2 separate regions of the Homo sapiens genome follow, and region 1 is linked to region 2. The links are chromatin contacts, found by Hi-C in ENCODE. All regions are on one chromosome and are shown on one strand. Each heading gives the region's core, a stretch centred on a gene start or an enhancer-like site at or near the end of the contact. The rest is flanking DNA. Distances are from core to core; before and after follow the strand shown.

Evidence for each region. A loop is a pair of places that touch in the nucleus more often than their neighbours do. Pooled maps may share reads with other maps.
Region 1: a loop to region 2 is called in a pooled map, with 2.6 times the contacts of the local background. The contact joins the enhancer-like site here to the promoter of GBP6 in region 2. A Hi-C loop is called at or near these places in 1 of 168 maps with a recorded cell type or tissue (PC-9), 1 of 37 single-sample maps with no recorded cell type and 6 of 50 pooled maps.

The regions. Positions count from the first base shown.
Region 1 is chr1:89,760,916-89,766,400 of GRCh38, reverse strand. No RefSeq gene overlaps it. Among named protein-coding and RNA genes, the nearest start is that of LRRC8D, 57 kb to the left of the region's middle. RefSeq lists an enhancer at 3,167-3,667. Within about 2 kb of position 3,285, at least 19 of the 41 ENCODE cell types and tissues checked have a DNase peak (open chromatin) inside an H3K27ac peak, as active enhancers do.
Region 2 is chr1:89,360,492-89,365,910 of GRCh38, reverse strand. GBP6 (guanylate binding protein family member 6) reads right to left here and starts at 1,852. Exons shown (of 11, transcript NM_198460.3): 1 at 1,784-1,852.

The DNA.
Region 1 (5,485 bases), core at 2,036-4,535, 400 kb before region 2:
AAAAAGGACCATGAAGACACTGGGAAAATTAAAGAGAGCCCAGTAAGATGTCTTATCAGTTTATGATTCTCTTTTGTACACTAGTAATTTATAAGGGAACAGTCACAGTTAGGAATGATTTCAGCTACATGTAACATAATAGTTAACTAATGGTGGCTTAAATAATAAAGATAATTAACTCTTAGAACAAAAAGTCTGAAGGTAGGTGACTGATAACTCTGTTATTTTAGGACTCTGTCACTATCTTTACGATTCTTAAGGTAAAAATATGATTGTCACAGCTCTGGGAATCATTTGTTCAAAGGCAGAAAACAGGAGGCAGCTAGATAGTGTGTGTCTATCTCTTTTCAGTAAAGAGGAGAAATCTTTCCTAAGCAATTACCTATCAGAATTGCTCTTTAAATCTCATTGGCCAAAACTGGGCACATGGGCACCCCTAGCTGCAAGGAGGAGTTGGGAAAGTGAATATCTGGCAAAAGGGTATGAGAGTTTGTTGATTGGCTTAGACTTGTCATGCTTTATCTTTCAGGACTGGGCACATAGCTGTCCTGAGAAAGAATATGGATTTTATTAGTAAGGAATAAAAGGGATATGGCTATTGGGTGGCAACAAATGGCAGATGCAACCAGAACCTTTGGGTTGAGTAAAACTATCTTTTTACTTAGCAATTATCAAACTAACATGAATTAAGAACACACATGAATACAAACAATAATTTCGTTAGCAAATATTCTGTGCTAGGAACTTGGTACTAGATGTTAGATATATATTATCTGCAATTTTCACAGCAGTCCTGCAAGATGAATATTCTCCCTGTTTTCAGAAAGATTAGGTTATATCCCAATTAGAGAAATAAGTAGCTCTATTCTGACTTCTATCATTGAAGTCTTGCCTTTCTTGAACTTCAAATCAATTAAATCATATAGGAGGTACTTTTTGGTTTCCAACTTCTCTTGCTCAATATTAGATTCTGGACTCATTCATGTTGTTAATGAATACCATGAATAACTTATTTTTTAGTGCTGTGTACTTATTGTTTGAAAAAAATCAAAATTTATTCATTTTACTGTAGATTGACATTTGGGTTGTTCCTAGTTTAGTGAAATGATTAAAGTAATTAAGATTATTATATGTGATATGATTAGATCATAAATTATATGATTATATAGCTATATGAGTAGGTGACTAATATATAAGTATATATCTTATTATATATTATATAACATATTATATTTACAGAACCGACCAAAATAAATCTGACAAAAAGTACTCCTTTTTGTTGGATTTGCAATTTGTTGGATTTATATACAAGAGTAAAATAAAGTATTTTTAGCTTTAGTAGATACTCTCTAAAAGATTTCCAAAGTAGTTGTACCAAGTTACACTCCCATCAGCAAATTATGAGAGATTTATTTGCCAATGGTTGGCTTTGTTATATATATTATTTTAGAAGGTAGTAAGGAATATGGTATGTGCTATGGAAAAGGAGAAGTTGGGCAAGATAAAGGGGATTGGAAGTACTGGGGGAAAGTAGAGCAGTTTGAAATTTTAAATATGTGGTCAGGATTGGCTTTTATTTATTTGTTTTTTTGACAGGGTCTTGCTCTGTTGCCCAGGCTGGAGTGCAGTGGCATGATCATGGCTCACACTGCAGCCTCAACCTCCCAGGCTCAAGCAGTCCTCCTGCCTCCCAAGTAGCTAGGACTATAGGTGTGTGCCACCGTCCTCTACGAAAAATATATTTTGTATTTTTTGTAGAGATGGGGTTTTGCCGTGTTGCCCAGGCTGGTCTGGAACTCCTGGGCCCAAGCTGTCTGCTGCCTTCACCTCTCAAAGTGCTGAGATTACAGGTATGAGCCGCCATGCCTGGCTGGCTTTTTTTTTTTTTTTTTTTTTTTGAAGGTGACAACTGAACAAAGTCATGAAAAAGTAAGCGAAAGAGCTATGCAGGTATGTGAGGAAAATATTCTAGGTAGAGGGAAAAGCCAACACAAAGGCTATTAATAAATTGCTGGTGCTTTCCAGCAAAAGCAATTGGTCATTGTGGAAGAAACAGAGTGAACAAGGGAGAAAGGTATGGGAAATAACATGAAGGGGGAAAAGAGCCAGATCATGTAGGGCCTCCAGGACATGGTGAGTGCTTTGGCTTTTACACCGAGTGAAATAGGGAGCTACAATAGGGGTTTGAGCAGATGAGTGACATAATCTGATTTACACTTAAAAAAATTCTGGTGGCTAGATTAAAAATAACTGTGGGCAGGAGCAGGGAGATGAATTAGTCTATTGCAGGAGGTGACAGTAGCTTTAACCAAAGTGGTGATAGTGGACGCTCCAGGCAAATAGGGTGTCAAAAGCCGAGGTGCAGAGATGGAAAGTTCAGTTCAAGGCCGGTATCAGAACTGTGAGCAAACCAGTTGTCTTTCTAACGGGGGAAGGAAAATGACAGCTGCCATTTATTGAACATTCACTATGTGGCAAGCATTGTGCTAAATTTGATACTCCGGCGACCTCTTTTAGTCTCCATGACAACCCTGTAAAGACATTTAGAATTTAGAACCTTTCATACAGTTCCATGACTAAAACGTAGCACACCTGGCATTCCAACCCTTCATTTCATTCTACTCTAGCACTAAAGCTAGAAGGGAAGCTTGAGGCCACATTGTGGAGTGCCAAGAGGTTTGAACTTTTGCCTGGTTTGAACTTTTACCTTCTTAATCTTTTCCCCGCATCCCCACATTTGAGGACAGGACACCTCCAGGAACTGCAGCTCAGCAACAGGGGTTCAGCGTGAGCGCGGCCTGGGGAGGGTCATCGCCTTTTTGGGGAGTGTGGGGAGAAACGCGGCTCGCCTTGTCGTGGCTGGCGATACGCCTCTGCAGGAAGGGTGTGTCTCCCCGCTTGAGGATTCTCCCTATAGATAAAGAGGAGACTCAGCAGAGCCTTAATTAGAGATCACAGAGGACTGACAACGAGCGTCCGGAAGACGAATTGGCAGCGAGGTGCATGGATTCGATACAGAAGCTGGAGATAGAGTCCAGCTAACAGACCACTGCAGTTCGACGGAGCCAGAGTGAGGCAACGAGGAGAGATGTCGGGGAAGGAAAGGGGATGGGACTTGGGGACTGGAGCGGCTCGAGAGCGACGGAGAAGGGGGCGTTAGGCTCTAAGGATTCTCTTACTGTGCCTCCTCCCCGTGTCCTCGGGTGGCGGCTGCGCAGCCCTCCAGCCCTCAGAGCTGCCCTGCAGCACCTTGGCCACTAGGAGGCAGGCCCGCCTTATCTGGAGCCCCGGCCGCCGCTCACTCCAGGGAGGGCTGCGCTGCTGCTTAAATTCCAAGTCAGGCCAGCCCCTGGAACGCTTAATGGGAGCTTAGATTTAGAACAGTTGATTTTCATTGAGACGGAAATTTGGACAGTCTCCCACTTGATTGAAAACGGCTAGAAACAAGGCTTACGGTAGAGCAATGAATGCCAGAGTGCAGGCGCCGGTGCCCAGGCGGCCCGGGGAACAGGAGGGCCGGAGGAGGAAACAGCTGCCTGCAAAACACCAGCAGCGCCCTTAATTAACACCAGTGCTGGCCAGGGGGATTGTGCTTCCGGAAATTCCCAACGTCCTTTCCCTGCTTGCCCAGGGCCATTCCATTATACAGTTTCAGACCAGTCCCAGGTCTGAAATGGAAAGAGATGTTACCCTAGATGCCCGGAGACAGCGGGGCCGCAGAGACCTCGCACAGCCGAATAGCAGTGGAGCAGGTGTGTGTGTGTGCATGTGCATGTGTGCACGCTGTGAGGGTGTGGTGTGTGTAACATGCTCCCATGTGTCCGTGTGCCCGCTCTGCAGGGGGAATGTTAATGTTTGATTGTTGTTTGGCTTCAGCCCAAAAGAGAAACAAATAATGAGGTGAACGGAAATGAGCTGGAGTCTCTGCTTTCACCGCTAATTAGTCCCTGCTCGATTTTGACGAAGAAGACATACAATAGACACAAGTGAGCAACGAATGAGAAACTCAGGGACCTAGGCTGGGGAAAGGGCGTCGGGTGGGGGGTGTGTGGGCAGGGCTAGGAAGGGAATCTCAGAAGCCAGTGTGCCTGGATCAGGCCGACAGGTCATTCCCACCCTTAGATGAAAATCTGCGCATTATTCCATCTTGGCTGGCATCTCTTATGGGCTGGCCTTCATCTTACTAACGCCATTTCACTTTTTGAAGGGTTGACAGTTACCTTCTTCACCTTCCCCTGGGCAGTTCTTTGTTGTCTTTGTCAGGCTGGCCCCTGTCCATATTTCTCAGAGCCCTGGTCACAGCTCTCTTACTCACCAGCTGCTCAGACAAACCCAGCCTTGACCTGGCTCTGCACTTCAGCACGTTGCCTGCTGCTCCTTAGACTCTTCTCTTGCTACCTGTGAAAGGTCAGATGCAAAATGGTGAAGGCAGAAACAGACTGTTTGATGACAAGGTGAGGAAGAGCTGCTGCTCAATATACCTGTGTGTCTATTGATGTGCAAGTGAGCAGGAAAGATGGTGGTAGAAAGTCATGTTAGAGACCTCTGTGGCAGACCCTTCAATTATCAGCAATGCCAAGGGTCCCTGTCTGTGGGGCCCCCACAGGCACAACTCGTATGGGCTCCAGAGACACCATTTCAGCTTGAGAATGTGTCCCCCAAGTTGCTAAAGTATGTGTCCTACCCTCAGAGTACCTGGTCTCTCCAGGGCTCTCATAGCCCCTTGTGAATATATGCCTAGGAGTGCATGCTCCTTGAGCATGAATATGAGAATTATAAAAAAAATTCTTCACCCAGAGCAGGTTCTCCTCAGACTTGTATTCTCGAATGTGTGTGTGAGAGAGGGAACTTCATTTCTTTCACATCCTAATAAATACAGAGAATGGTCACTTCTTAGAAACTGTTGTTCACAGCACTTCTGGGTTGTTGCTAGTCTTTATTCCCTTTCTTTTTGCTTGCCCCTTTAGGGCACAACTGTCCCAGTACAGGTTTTCTTTCTAATGCTGCTCTTCTTTTTTGTTTGTTTGTTTGAGATGGACTCTCACTCTGTTGCCCAGGCTGGAGTGCAGTGGTGCGATCTCAGCTCACTGCAAGCTCTGCCTCCTGGGTTCAAGCAATTCTCCTGCCTCAGCTTCCCAAGCAGCTGGGATTATAGGCGCGTACCACCACACCCAGCTAATTTTTGTATTATTAGTAGAGATGGGGTTTCACGATGTTGGCCAGGCTGGTCTCGAACTCCTGATCTCAAGTGATCTACCCGCCTCAGCCTCCTAAAGTGCTGGGATTACAGGCATGAGCCACCATGCCCAGCATGCTCTTCCTTTATAATTTGGTAGATTGGGCCATGGTGGGAGTTCTCAAACTTTAATAATAATAAAAAAAGTCTCTCAAGGAGTTTGTTTTAAATGCAGATTTCTCAGGTCCTGCCCAAATCTATGGAATCAGAATTTCTGGAGCAGTCCATGGGAATCGGCATTTTACCAAT
Region 2 (5,419 bases), core at 603-3,102:
AAATACTCAGTTTAGAATTGATATGTCAGACACTCAAGATGCATCTAATGCCACCAAAAATACCAGCTCTATCATTCACTACTTATGTGGCCTTGACCAAGGAGGTCAAGCTAGCTGAGCCTGTTAATTATAGGGGTCTGTGAGTTAAATCATACATCCAACCTGGAGGGTGTTTTGATAATAAAACGAGACATTATAAGTTTATATCTTTGCATAGCATGCACCACACAATAGGATTTCAGTAAATGTTGAATTAAATGGAGGTTACTACAATAATTACAATAACAATTGGTCCATTAGATTATATATTTCAACAAAATATACAAACTATAAGTTACTAAGAAACAAAAACTACAAATAAATTTTTCACGGAAGCAAAACTGTAAAGTTCAAGCACGCTGTTGCTGTACAACCTGCTCTTGTCTGATTCTTCACTGAGGGGAGTAAGGAAAATGGAGATCAAACACGAGGTCCTGATTTCCACAGTGAAATGCATTGTAATGTGATGTGTAACGTGTTCATCACATTACAGTGACTGCAACTGTACAGTCCCTTCTTTAAAGTGAACAATAAAGGCAGCTCTAGGAAGATGTGGCTGCTCCTGCAAACAACTTTATATAAACCAGGTCTCTGGTTTCTTAGCTGTGTGGGAACCACAGACCTTTTAACTTCTACTAAATGAAATACAGCTGTTCAATCCTATTCAGGACTGGTTTTCACACTCTGATGTACATAAGAATCACCTGATCACTCTGATGATAGTTTCTTTTGCTGTGCAGAAGCTCTTTAATTAGATCCCATTCTCAGCAAACTAACACAGGAACAGAAAACCAAAAACTGCGTGTTCTAACTGGTAAGTGGGAGTTGAACAATGAGAACATGTGGACACGGGCGGCGGGGGGTTGGCGCTGGGGGTGGGGGTGGGAAACTCACACACTGGGGCCTGTCAGTGGGTGGAGGGCAAGGGGAGGGAGAGCATTAGGACAAATACCTAATGCATGCGGGGCTTAAAACCTAGATGACGGATTGATAGGTGCAGCAAACCACCATGGGACATGGTGGTTTTTAAAAAAATCTTTTTTATTTTAAACATAGTGTCTATTCTTCATCTTTTTTTTTTTTAAAGAATCAACTGAGAGGATTGTTCAAACCCAGATTCCCAGGCCTAAGTATCCATCTGTTTAGCAAGAGCTACAAGAGACTCTGATGTTCCTATGGGAAACTAACACCCCCCTCCTCCCCCACCCCCTCCCCACACACACATACACACACACACACACACACGCACACACAGAGTTTGGACTATATAATTATTTTTAAGTAATAAAGACCAGTGATGTGGGGCCTAAGTTTATTTCTACATAGAGATTTATAGAGCTCTTATTCTGAAGCTTTCCTAAGTGTGACCACTAGAAAGATAGACAAGAAACTCTCCCTTCCGGTATAATTGCCTGGAAGCTCCTTGTTCTCTGCATTCTGGGGCTTGCCGCAGGACCTGAGAGAGATAGCCAGGCAGGCGCCCACCAGGGCTCATTCCAGGCCACTCACTGCTGTCCTGAGTTGATGATCAGGGAACAGCACATCCAGGGGGACGCGGCGTGCCCGGCTGTCACTGGTTCAAGTGGAGAAGCTGAGCTTCCCCAGAACTAAAGCCAGCCACAGACTCCTGCAGGCCAGGCAGCAGGCACCCTGCCCTTCCTGCCCATTCCTCAGTTACCACTCTGAATCAGAAACCAAGTCTTGAGTTAGGAACTAAGTTGCATTTAAAAGAAAGTGAACATACCTGCTCTATAGCACCGCAGGTCCAAGAACAGTTTTCAGTTGCCTCACTCACCTCTTGTTTTCTTTCCTCCTTTTACTTTTCTGTTCTTTCCTTTATAAAAGGAAAAAAAAGCTGAGTAAGCTAGTTGTTTCCACAAATGGGATGGTGCAGTAAAAATAAACTTGGAAGTAAAATTAATCCATGCTTTTAATAAAGTGTTAGCAGAGCCATGCCTGAATCATCCGATGTGAGTTTGAGGATGGGTGTTGGGTGCAGGGGTGGGAGGAGGTCAGAAAAAGCCACAGATACTGCACAGTCACACCTTAGCAAGCACAATCCTGCCAGCTTTCTTTTGTCTTTCCCATCTTAGAAGGCTTCACAGGCTTTCTTCTTGATACCGTTCCCAGGTGGCTTTAGTTTCCTAGGCACACAAGAAAAACAGGAAATCTACAGTAGTCACATAAGCAAAGCCTTAGAAACCAAGAATATTTTAAGCATTTTTCTCTTAGTGGGAATTCTTGAGTTCTGGGGTCTTTTGTTAGTGAAGAACTTTTGATATTTTAAATGTGTTCACACATGCACACACACACACAGAAGAGAGAGAGAGAAAGAGAGAGAGCTAAAGATATTACTGGTTTAAAAAAAGAATGAACCATGTCTTTTACAGCAACATGGATGGAACTGGAGTTCATTATCTTAGGTGAAACAACTCAGAAACCGAAAGTCAAATACCACATTCTTACTCATAAGTGGAAGCTAAAAAATCTGCATACATGGACATAGAAGGTGGAATGTGCAGTGCATAACAGTGTACAAGCTCCTATGAGAATCTAATGCTGCTGCTGATCTGACAGGAGGCAGGTCTCAGGCCTTAGTGCTCTCTCCCTACTCACCTCCTGTGTGGCCCAGTTTCTAACAGACCATGCTCTGGGGGTTTGGGACCCTTGATGTGGACTATTTATCCAACAACCCACAGTTTCCATTGGTTGAGTCTTATCCCCAGGGACTTTAACTATTTTGAATTCACAAGCTGCCCTTGGGCAAAATAGACACCCTTTCACAGCTTGGAGAAACATCTGAGTGAGAAAAGGAGAAAGACTCTCTACAGAGGACATAGCAGCATGCTGGGACTGTCTACCATGGCTGCACTGCTAAATGGATTTGAGAACAGAAGCAAGTGGCAGAATGAGCAGACATGAGTTTTGGCAATAACTTAGGCTGAGGATTTGGGGAGTGTGGTAGACTAATCTGAATACTCTATTCAGACAAAGACTTGTGTTAAAAATGTAAAATTCTGGGCCAGGTGCGGTGGCTCACTCCTGTAATCCCAGCACTTTGGGAGGCCGAGGCGGGCGGATCACGAGGTCAGGAGATCAAGACCATCCTGGCTAACAGGGGGAAACCCTGTCTCTCTCTACTAGAAATACAAAAAAATTAGCCGGGTGTGGTGGCGGGCACCTGTAGTCCCAGCTCCTCAGGAGACTGAGGCAGGAGAATGGTGTGAACCTGGGAGGCAGAGCTTGCAGTGAGCCGAGATTGTGCCACTGCACTCCAGCCTGGGCGACAGAGCGAGACTCCATCTCAAAAAAAAAGGAAAATTCTGGATTCAAAAATGTTTAATATTTTCAAAAGCAATATTAAAAATTGACTAATTTGTCATGAATGATCTTAAAGACCAAATTCCAAGGGAAGGTGAACGCCCAAAGAGTTAAGTGGAGTATTGAAGCTGTTTTTTTTCTAATAGCATTTGCCAACCAAGGGAATGTGACCTTCAGTTTGGAAGGCATTTATGAAGAGGCCAAAAGTCAAAGACCAGAGCTTGTCTAAAGTAAAGAGTCTAGTAGGAGGCCTCCTTTAGATGTTATAAGACTAAACCAGTGATTCTTAATACTTGCTGCACATAAACATCAATTGAGGTTCTCCTTAAAAACTTGAGCTCTGATCCATCACCAGAGACTCTGATTTAGTAAGTCTAGAGTTGAGGGTGAGTGTGAGTGTTTTTTTAAAGCCTCGCCCCACCTCCAGGTGGTTCCAATTGCAGTCAAGGAGGCAAAGAACTGGAGTAAATGTCGAGAGCAACTGTGAACTAGAACTAGCAGGGCAAGCAGGTTTAGGACTGGCTAGCTGGAATAATTTCAGTGGGCTCTGGGGCAGAGGGATTGTTCTTACTTTTGATATTTGGCCTTTCGGTGAGTAGGGCAGATGGATAGTGGCCCAGAGAATGAGAGCCAACAGAGAAAGTGGCGGGGTGTGGGCTCCAGGTTGGTTGGTTTGCATATGAAAGGCACACTTGCAGGAGAATCCTGTAGTATCTCTAAGAACTGGCAAGCCCAGGGAGGGTCAGTCTCTCCAGGATCAGCAAAGCCCCAAGATGTCTAAAGCTTTAGATAGGGAAACTAGAAAATGTGTTAATTATGGGGTTGCATATATTGGATGGTCCATGAAGTCAAGCCAGGAGCTTAGCACAAAACACCCAGAATAGTCAAAGTGACCTGAGAATGAAGAACAAAGCTGGAGGCATCACACTTACTGATTTCAAAATGTATAACAAATCTACAGTAATTAAGACAGTATGGAACTGGCATAAAAATAGACACATAGATGAATGAAACAGAATAGAGAGCTCAGAAATAAAATACAATATTTTGAAAATATATTGAAAAGGTTCTCAACATTACTAATAATCAGAGAAATGCAAATCAAAACAATAGTGATATATCACCTCCTACCTGTTAGGATGGCTATTACAAAAAAATAGATGAGCATTGATAAGGATATAGAGAAACCGGAATCCTTTTACACTGTTGAGAATGTGAAATGGTGAGGCAACGCTGCAAAACAGTATGGAGGTTTCCCAAAAAATTACCTACTACATGATCCAGCAATACCACTACTAGGAATATATTCAAAAGAATAAAAATCAGAATCTTAAAGAAATATCTGCACTCCCATGTTCACTGTAGCATTATTCACAATGGCCAAGATATGAGAAAACACAAATGTCCATCAACAGATAAATAGATAAAGAAAATTTGGTGTATGTGTGTGTGTGTCTGTGAGAGAGAGAGAATTATTCAACTTTAAAAAACAAGTGTGTTCTGTCATTTGAAACAACATGGATAAACCTGAAGGACATTATGCTAAAAAAATAAAGCCAGTTACAGAGGACAAAAATTGCATGACCTCACTTATATGTGGAATCTAAAATAGACTCATAAAAGCAGAGAATAGAATGCTGATTGCCAAGAGTTCGGGGGGAGGGAAATGGGGAGTATATTCAATGGGTATAAGGTTTCAGTCATAAAGATAAGTAAATTCTAGAGATCCACTGTACAACATAAGAACCATAGGGCATAGCTATAGTTAAAAATACTGTATTATACACTTGAAAATGTGCTAAGAGGCTAGATCCATGTTACATGCTGTTACAAAACATAAGCAAATAGCAACAGCAACAACAAACAGGCATGAGGAAACTTGGAGGGGATGGGTATATCTATTACCTTGATTGTGGTGACAATTTTTTAAGTGTATGCAACTCATTAAATTATATATAATAAATTAATGCATTTAAAATATGTCAGTTATACCTCAGTGAAACTGTTTATAAAATAAATAGATAAATAAATATTCTTGTTTGCAGGTAGGGGAAATTGA